Regions from separate parts of the Homo sapiens genome. Here region 1 is linked to region 2. A link is an interaction called in ENCODE POLR2A ChIA-PET data of the cell type or tissue named here. Cell type or tissue: CD4-positive, alpha-beta T cell. All regions are shown on one strand.

The links. ChIA-PET counts read pairs that join two places held together with the same protein. Peaks named below come from ENCODE experiments on the same cell type or tissue, not always from the same donor. Only the 100,000 strongest peaks of a DNase experiment are listed, where the experiment ranks them.
Region 1: POLR2A ChIA-PET joins it to region 2 with 5 read pairs; 1 of 35 experiments calls an interaction of 5 or more read pairs at or near these places.

The regions. Positions count from the first base shown.
Region 1 is chr2:29,312,998-29,317,997 of GRCh38, forward strand. All of the region lies in intron 8 of ALK (ALK receptor tyrosine kinase), which reads right to left. Among named protein-coding and RNA genes, the nearest start is that of CLIP4, 200 kb to the left of the region's middle. In CD4-positive, alpha-beta T cell, a CTCF peak has its summit at 1,960; DNase peaks (open chromatin) are centred at 1,944 and 4,204; H3K4me3 peaks cover 1,188 bases; H3K27me3 peaks cover 190 bases.
Region 2 is chr2:28,612,934-28,617,933 of GRCh38, forward strand. PLB1 (phospholipase B1) reads left to right here. Exons shown (of 58, transcript NM_153021.5): 44 at 1,098-1,163; 45 at 4,794-4,854. Among named protein-coding and RNA genes, the nearest start is that of PLB1, 120 kb to the left of the region's middle. In CD4-positive, alpha-beta T cell, no CTCF peak of the experiment used is centred here; DNase peaks (open chromatin) are centred at 408, 1,318 and 2,978; H3K27ac peaks cover 3,211 bases.

The sequences.
Region 1 (5,000 bases), 700 kb after region 2:
ACATTACCCTGGAATCCCTCTAGCTTGGTACTGGTCCCCAACTATTTACAAGAAGGGTTTTACAAACACCACAAAGTGTAGCATTGCTTGGCCATGCATGGGCAGAGAGGCTGGTCCCAGGTGGGCTCTGATAGGGGCTTGCTTGTTCTTCTACCAGTCAGCCCAGAGAGGGGAAGTGTGCAATATTCTTCTCCCTAGATGGTCATCCGTTCTATGCAGAAGGTAAACTGGCTCCAGGAAATAACAACTTTATTTGCAATCAAGCCCATGAGGCCTCCTGGAATGGCTTCTCCTTCCTGATTTGCTAAAGTAAGTTGGATCACATGGGGCCGAGAATGAGGCCCACCCAATGAACAAACTCCATTTGAGTCCTGTAGGTGAGTGGCAGTGTCCCCTTGGTGGCTCAGGAGTTAGACCCAGTGACTACTCCCAGCCTGTGGAGAGACGAAGGGGAGAACTCTTTGTTTACACAATGGGGTGGGATTCTCTATCTGCCTGCAGAAATGAGGTGGTGGGGCTCTGAGTTAGGTGACAGTAATGCCAGTTCTGATGCTTTTGAAGCTCTCATCAACTCTCCCCAAGTTGAGAAGGTTCCATCTGTCTCCAGCAGGGCAGTGTGACAGGAAGAGCATGAAACTCAGAATCATAAGATCTAGGTTTGGTCTTGTGTTTATTAGCTGTGGGTCTTGAGGTGAATTTCATGATCTGGATGGGGAGCCCGTGATGCATAGGATCTGCTCTGGAAAACGAGTTGAATTCAATAGTTATGCTCATCTTCTTTGGCTCCTGTCGAGAGTTTGGTGGGGGCTGATAAAGGAAGGTCCCCTTCTGCTTTTGTTTTTCCTCGGTCTCATGCCATCTGATACTAAGTTTTCTTACTCTTATCCTCCTTTTCTTGACTTTCCACAGAAGATTTTGTCACTGAGTTTAATAAACTTTAAAAACACAGCAGTCAGAAAAGTTCCTCTCTTTTTCCCATCTTCAGAGTCCTATTTGCCTGCTGCCGAGGTCGGGGGCAAGCTTCAATAAGCCCAATCAACACAGCCTGCCTCTCGGCTTCCCTGCTTCTGCGTCACACTGAGAGGCTGGAGGGAAGGATAAGCCTGTTTCCAGGGATGATCACCAGCACCCTGAAAAGTCTTACAAAATCAATCAGAGAGCAATTTACAGAAAAATTCCCTGCCTTCGGGTGCCTTCCTTTGAGAAGGGCTTCAGGGATGGATGGCCAAGGTCAACTCCAGGGGCCATGGCGTCTTCTCACATCCCTCTGGGCTACATTTGCTGGTTTTAATGACACAAAGGATGGGTCCCCTTTTCTCCAGGCCCATGTAGACGTGGAAGGGGCCCGCTGGTCACCTTCTGCCTAGATCACAGCAGCTCCCCACAGCTAATCCAACCTGATTCCTTTTATTGCTAGAGGTGACGTCAGGGGTGGAAAGGTTCGGCTGTGTCCCAAGATCCCAGAGGGTGTGTGCACGCATGTGTGTATGTGTGTGTGTGTTTGCGTGTACATATGTATGTGTGAGAAGAGGGGAGACGCAACTGCAGCTCTGGCCAGGTAGGAAAACCAGCATTGAGGAACTGACCACCACAAATTGGGGGGATCCCATCTCATTTTTGGATCAAATTGCACTTCTGTAGCTCACACAAGAAAAACTGCTTCCATGCCTTGGAGGGGAAAGAAAATGAGGAAAGTCCACTTTTTCTCCTTGCAGGCCCAGAAGGCCTGAGAACGTGGTTTAAATTATTCTAGTCACAGGCAGGCTATTCAAATAAAATAGAATTTCAAACCACACGGGGCTTGTTGAGACATTCAGGCTGCTGGGGTGTGTGAAAGGCAGGGGGCTGGGGTGGTGTCAGCCGCCACTCTGCCGTGCTCTTTATTACCAGCGGCTGCAATGCCAGACACATCCGCGGGTGTCTCAAAGCCGAGGCGGATTCGAGCAGGTCTGACAGCAAGTGAGCACATGAAAGCCACTGCAAGCCTTCCCTCCCCGGTGGCAACTTTAATTATTTGAACTGGAGCTCAGAAAAATAAAAATAAAAATAACATCAGAATATATTGTAAGTGGCTCCCCAGTTTCCTGCAGAGAAGAGCTTGTGGCGGAGAGGAGGAACACAAAAAGAAAACCAAAACCACAGCGTTCTTTCTTGTTTGTGGCTGGGCGAGGCAGAGGTCTTTAAATATTCATGCCCCGTGTGTAACTGTGCAGAGAGATAGGAGGCAGCCGTGGTAGTCAGCAAGAGCAGGCTGCAGGAGCCTGGAGGGAGGAGGTGGGAGTGGGGCAGGCTTCTGGAATGCCCTGGAAGTTAGATTGGCACAAAGGCACACTGTGGCTATGCCTCCATCATGGGGGGCTCCTGACCTGGTTTCATATGCTCTCCCACCCGCTTCTCTTCTCCCCCGCCTCCATCATTTCTCATCCCTTTTCTGACTCATCTTTCTAAAAGACAAGTGACATCACGCTATTTGGGGCCACAGACAGGAGGAAAACTCTCTGCATGGGCTCAGAATGAATTTCAGTCACAATTGGCAAGCACACCTACGGCCAATAGCTCTGAAGTTTCAGTGCACCTCCAAATCACCAAGGATAGGGTTTAAAAATGCAGAGCCCTGGGCCCCACTCTTCGCGATGTCATTCAGTAGGTCCAGGGTGGGGCATTTGTTACATTTTCCAGGTGAATGTGACTGGTGAAACACAGAACTACTGGTTAACTCACTTTCTAGACTTTGCAGGAAATTCTTGAAGATGACACCAGTTCTTCTCTGGGAATCCACTGATGATTGTGGTGTCTTGAGATAGTGTACGATGACTTTAACTTCCCGGAGACCAGGACTGAGCTGGGTTTGAAGAAGGTCCTTCGTGGTAGGCATCAGCCTCAGGGCTCAGCTGGACCAGTCGCCAGTCCCTGTAGGCCTGATGCTCATCAGAGTCCTGTCCCCAAAACTCTGCCTAGTGTCCATCTTTCTGCACTCGGGCCCCATAGGCAACAGAGGCCCCTGTAGGGTTGGTGGGGTTTGAAAGCCCTGAGTGAACCTCACATAGTCCCCCAGAGAAATGCAATATCCATTTTTTTCTGCCACTGGGGTTTAGCCCGCCCGGGAGGAGGAAATCAACTTCCTGCATTCTGCATTTAGGATTCACATAAAATAAATGGTAGGGCTTACAAATCTAGAAATGCATATTTCTATTTTGGTTATTTATTTTCCTGATAAAAACATTTCTCCCAACATTGGGAATTCAAAGACCCATCAGCATTAGACAAATGGTCTGAAAACCTGAATGTGAAATCATATGAATATATATAAATATAAATAATGTGAGTGTGGAATGGACTTATTCCCTTCCTTTCATTATGCCTGCTGAGCCAAGTTCTGGAAAAGGGCAGGGAATAGCAGAAACAGCCCAGAGCAAATTAGACTGCAGGAAAAATAAAACAGGCCAGTAAAACGAAACACCTGTTTAAGCTATTGATCAACTCAAAGGTTATTAGAGAAATGATGAAGTATTAGAATAATATCATTTGTACCTTGACATTTCTTTTTCTGAAATTTGGCTCATATTAAACCCAGCGAAGAGTAAATTTAAAGACCAAATGCTCTTAAGGATCCTCCCGTCCTCTCCGGTGGGCCAACCATCTGTCTTCATTTATATGTTCTCTCAAAAAGCCTTCCTTTCTAGGTACCTGCTCTCAGACACCTGAGAAATATCAGCAATGACTGTGTAATTCCACCATCTGCATGAGATAGCATGGTTTCTCAAACACAATTTAATTTAATGAATCTATTTATTTGTGCTCAGAATTCTTCCAAAAAGGATTTAAGGTGGTTCACAGAGATACATAAAATCTAGTAGGATAGCATAGCCTAGAAGAGGGTGAGAAGGAAGTGGCGAATGTCGAGTTATAAAATCAAACCAGGAGTAAGCTGCTACAAATTGCATATCACAAAGTCCCATTTGCTTGCCAAGTGGAGCCTTGGTTTTAATTTAACCACTCCTCGGATTAAAAAATCATTTCTACATCTTTTCCATTCTTATTTGTTTTCTGTCTGTGAGTTTTTATTTTATGAGAAACTCGAGGGGCTTGATTCTGCCTGCATCCCTTAGCAGGGGCAATCCTGTTGTCTGTCCCTCTGCTGGCCACAGAACCACCACCCTGGGATTTCTATTAGCCACAGAAGGAGAAGTGAATCTGGTCAGTTTCACAATGTCTACAACTTGACAGGAAACAAATTGCTCAGAGGGTGCATAGCTATTCCTGAAACTGAGCCAGACAGGAATTTCTCCTGTGAGTGTCCAGAACGAGATGACTGGCCAAACCCAAACTACGTGTAGGTTTTCTACTACACGCAAGATGTTGATGCAGGTGCAGTGAGGGAGTACAAAGAAGCACAAGACATGGCCTGCTCTCTTGGAGCTTACAGTCTGATTTCTGGCTCAAGTTCTCTTCCTCTTCCCCCAGTGTCCTTCTGAATGTTGATACAGTGTGCCAGGCACCCTGTGGGCTAAATACTGCAGTGCTTACTTTGTGCCCAATGCTCTTCCAAGCCCTTTGGACATTATCTATTTAATCCTCACTCTTCAGGATAGGCACTATAAATGTGTTCACTTTCCCAGTGAGGAAACTGAAGCCCCAAGAGGTTAATTAACTGCCCAAACAAACTATACAATCAATCAGTGGTGGAACCCGACTTGGACTCAGAAATTTGATTCTAGAGTCCATGAGCTTAATCACTGTACCATGCTGGGGTCTTAAGTACATTTCTTGGCCCCTAAAGAATATGACTGTATGCTAAGGAACAGGGCGCCAGTCCCTCCACCCACACCAATGAGATAACAGCATCAGGAACCATTTGAGAGAGTAGTTTTGGAGGTACCTCACTGAATGCCATTGATGTCTTAGTGAAATTTATGTAAATCAAATTTTTGAGGATGTATAGTATTTACAATGTATTACAAGAGCTCAATGTTTTTAAAAAGGATTCTGTAGAAAGTCTT
Region 2 (5,000 bases):
TATTGAAACAGAGTCTCACTCTGTTGCCCAGGCTGGAGTGCACTGGCACAATTATAGCTCACTGTAACCACAAACTCCTGGGTTCAAGCAATCCTTCTGCTTCAGCCTCTTGAGTAGCTAGGATTACAGGCACATGCCACCATGTTGAGCTAATTTATTTTTTTAATTTGTCGTAGAGATGGGGTCTTGCTATGCTTCCCAAGCTGGTATTAAACTCTTGGCCCCAAGCAATCCTCCTACCCTGGCCTCCCAAAACGCTGGGAATACAGGCATGGGCCACTGTGCCAGCCTGGTTTTTTCTTCTTGTTCCCATTTTATTCTCACATTTTCAGACCATGGGCTTACTACTCCACTGAGCACATTTTGTGAGAGTGCTCACAGCCCTGGGCCCGGTTGCTGTTTCCTGATCTCAGTCTTATCAACTTGATCTTGCTTTGCTGTCATTTATACATTTTCTCATTAGCTTTCTCCCCATTTCTTCTTTGTCTGCTTCCTTCTTCCTTCTTTAACTAACTCCTCACCTGCAACTGGGGGGACTTGGATTCTTGACTGGGCTTATGTGAAAACTGATTGTAAAACAGATAGGTAAGTAGGGAATGAGGAGGGTGTTTTACAAGAAAAAAAAAATGACTAAGATACAGGAACCCAACCTAAAGAGGAAAAGACATACAGTTCAAAGGAGGCAGAAAGAAAAACATTACAGATACTCAAATATATTGATAATCATAACACTTTCTGGAAGATTAAAAAAATGCTGAAACATGAATCCCTTGCTAGAGAAATTACAAAGCCAAGAAAATAGATAGGTCTGAGGATTAGGGAGCTGTTCAGTTGCTAGGAGGAACACAAAAGCACAGACCCCAGACTACAATGGGTATGAAACCCTCTGCACGCCTTTTGTTGTCCATCCCTTGCCAAAGCTGTTATGTAAAACCCTCCGGGGGAATGAATGAAATTATGTTTATACAGTTCTTTCTATATAAGTGCAGAAGAATCATGTTAAATAAATCTACAGGGCAGGATTGTTAGTTTTTCTCCTTCTCAAGCAAACTTCAGTGCTGTCAGATAACTTCTCCATGTGTTTTTTTTTCTCTTAGAATGAGCCCTTCCTGAGAACCCCTCGGAATAGTAACTACACGTACCCCATCAAGCCAGCCATTGAGGTAACCCCTGACTCACATCTGCCTCTCTCAGACACAAACCATTTCCACCTGCCAGGGGCTCGGGTGTGGTACAGGTTTCAGAGTATTCACTGAAGCAGAAATGTACTTCTTACATACTGGGGATTGGAATGTACAGAAAAGGCTCCCGGACCACGAAGCCCCAGGATTGTCCTAACATGTTCTCAAGTTGCTTACCTGACGTCAGCCCCCAAGCAGAGGAAGTGTCTATGGATCGATTTTCTTTGACCTTGGCAATCCTGGGCTCACAGACGTGGTTACTGCTTAGGCAGCTCAGCCTCTCAAGAGGGAGAGGCAGCTGGTGTGATGTGGCGTTGACTTCTTGGAAGGTGGAGGCTGAGTGGGAGGGAACTACAATTCTGGGGATGGGACCCAAAAGGAAGTGGAGGCACGTTCATGTTCCTGTGGGCCCCTAGGCCTTGTTTGGTTCAAGTCAATCATTCTAGTGCTGAGGATTCAGAGCCCATGGTTAATTCCATTGGATTAACCATGTCTGTGAGCCTAGGACGGCCACTGCAAAGACGGCCTGGAGGACCCCGGACTATACCATGACTGGCAGTCAGGCCTGGTCCGGATCAGGTCTGTTGGTCACCAGGATGGGGTTTGACCCGCAGTTTCAGTTTCACACCTATATTATATCCAGTCTCATGTTAGGGGCTAGAAGGCATGCAGAGAAGTATCGAACATGGTCCGGACCAAGGGAAGTGAGAGCCCAGTAGAATTTCACAATTATTGAGCACATACTATGTGCCAGACACTATTCCAGGAAGACAGAAATGTTAACCAGACAGATGGATCCCGGCCCTCACGTAGCTTACAATCTACTGAGAAAGGTGTCTTATATACATGGCTAGGCATGGTCATTTCAGATAGTGATGACAGCTCTGAGGAGCGTGATGGGGCTGGGGCAAGGGAGGCAAATTCAGGTGCACCATGCAGGCCAGGCCTTCCTGAGGTGAGATTTAAACTGAGACATGCATAATGAGGAGACACTTGCTATACAGGGAGCCAGGAACACAGTCCCAGGCAGAAGGACCATGGACCACACAGGCTCAGAAGTGGGACTGTGTTGGGTGTATTTGGGGAAGAGAAAGAAGGTCAGAGTGGCTGGGGGCATGAGAATGAGGTGGAGAGTGGGGGAAATGAGATCAGGAGTGCCAAGGAGCCAGATCACACAAAGCCTGAATTACTGAGTAAAACCACTGGATTTCAAGTGGAGAAAGATGGGAAGGCATTGGCGGTCTCAGGAGAGAGTGACATGATCTGGTTCACGTCTTTCAAAGATCTCCCTGACTGCTATGTGTAGAATGGGTTGGCCATCAGCAGGAGTGATTGGGGAAAGACATTTTATAAGCCAGCTGAAGAAACTAACCCATATGAAATCATTAAGAACTATTGGATGCTAAGCTCTGGGGTGCAAGCAATACCAGATTGCTGGCTGCGGGTTATGCTGTGTCCAGCCTCTCTGAATTTTCTCAGGCTCACGTTAGCCCAGTGGAGGCTTGTCCTCATTGAACCAGTGACCAAATTCCCTGAGAATTGAAATGTCAGCTGCATCTTGTGAATCAGGCATTTCTTCATTTATTCATTTACCTATTGGATGCCTATGTAGAGTGGGCACTGCACTAAGTGCTCGGTAGACAGTGGTGAGCCGAATGGGTCTGGATCTGCCCTCTTGGTTCTTCAGTCTCATGCATCTTTGCTTTTGCTGCTGGAAGAGCTAAAAATCCCAGAGCTAGAAGGGCGTGTGTTTGTTTTAACAGCTTTCTACTCAAAGTAACCACAGAAACAAAATTCTGTCATCTGAGGTAACGTGAATGAGCCTAGAGGACATTACGTTAAGTGAAATAAGTCAGGCACAGAAAGACAAATACTACATGTTCTCACCATATGCGGAAGCTTAAGAAGTTGACTTCACAGAAGTAGAGTATAAATAGTGGTTATTAGAGGCTGGGAAGGGTGGATGGTGGTTGGGGAGTAGAGATAGCAGAAATTGATTAACAGAAAATTACAGCTATATAGGAAGGAGAATTTCTAGTGTTTTATAGCACAGTAGGGTGACTATAGTTAACAGTTTACCATATATTTTCAAATAGCTAGAACAGCAGATTTTGAATGTTCCCAACACAAAGAAATGGTAAATATTTGAAGTGAGGGATAGGCTAATTACCCTGATTTGATCACTGCACATTGTAGAGATGTATCAAAATATCACACTATGCCTCATAAGTATGTACACTTAATATGTCAATTAAAAATAATAAAAGCAAAACTAATAAAGTGGCCACAAAGAGGCTTTACCTGGGAGCTTTTTAGAAATGCAGAGTCCTGGGCACCACCCCAAACCTGCTGAATCAGAATCTGCAGCTTAAGATCTTCAGGGGATTTGGATGCACTGATTTTGGGTGTGGTGCATGGTTCTTCCCTTGTGACGGATGAGCACGTTTCAATTCCAACCAGGATCTGTTAATCTACATGGAATATGCTTATCTCTGGTTCACCAACTATCTGAGATATATCTCATGTGCTGATGGCTGAATAACTTTTTACGTTGCATTTTCTGTGAGTATTTGTCATCTGCACACAAGCATGCTCTTGAGTTCATTAAACCTTTAAACAGAAGAAATCCATCAGAATGATGAATTGAGCAATCCCTTGGGAAAAAACCAAATTCCATAGGATTAAGCAAATAATATTTAAAAGAAGTTCCATTTTTGCTCTCTCATGATAGGAATATTTCAACAAGTCTTATCTTCATCATCTGACTGAACAGATGAGATGAGTTTTCATAGCATCTGGCAGTCAGACTCCTGGACAGTCAATCTGCTGGTCAAGCCCTACTCCATACTCAGTATGCATATATTTGAGACTTTGGGAAGATACTCAATTTTCCCCCAGATTTCTGGTACTAATCATTTCTATGCCCTCTGCTTCCCATCCCACTCCTTTCCCCAGCACCTGGAAAATATGTTCTGTATTAGAGACAAAGAAAATTGACTAAAAGCATCCAGGGTTGCTTACATCAATTTAAAAACATATAAGGAATAAGGCTGTTAAGTTAAATATGCAAAAAGACATACAGGTATCCAGAAAAGACAGGCAGAAACCAGGAGCTTTACAATTTTAAAATATTTTGTGTTATTATTCTAAAAATATTTTAATTATTGTCTAGGTTCTACCATTATAATTAGTGTCAGTTAGCTTAATTTTATAAAACACACATACCTGTAATCTCATGTTAGGCATCCAAATGCTGTGTTCCTTTGGGAGACCCACCTGTGTAGGACTTCATGGTTTTCTTCCCTGCTTTGGGGCAGCCACTGGCTCCATTCAAAGCATAGATATATGGGGATAAGAAAGGTGGTGTGTGGGTGCACATGTGGAGACATGCACTATGGGTTGTGCATAGGGGTAGCTAGACACACCCATTTCTCCCCCTTTAATTTCCCTCCTAGCCCACCTATAACTCACAGTTCTTTCCCTCACATGATCCTGTATGGTGACTCATTTCTAGCCTCCATCAAAAATCCCTTAGCTGGTTCTTCTTGGGCTGAAGCTTATCTCCCTGCACAATGAGTGTTGGGCACTGAATCTTTTCTCCTGTTGATTTAGAACTGGGGCAGTGACTTCCTGTGTACAGAGTGGAAGGCTTCCAATAGTGTTCCAACCTCTGGTGAGTGAAAACATCATCATCTCCTTCAATTAAGGGCCTTGCCGAATATCAGGTTGTGGGGAGACCCTGCAAACATACCCTGGAGCTTTAAGCAGGACTTGCTAATTCCCCTGCAGTGCAGACCTAGATCCTGCGGCCTGCCGCCA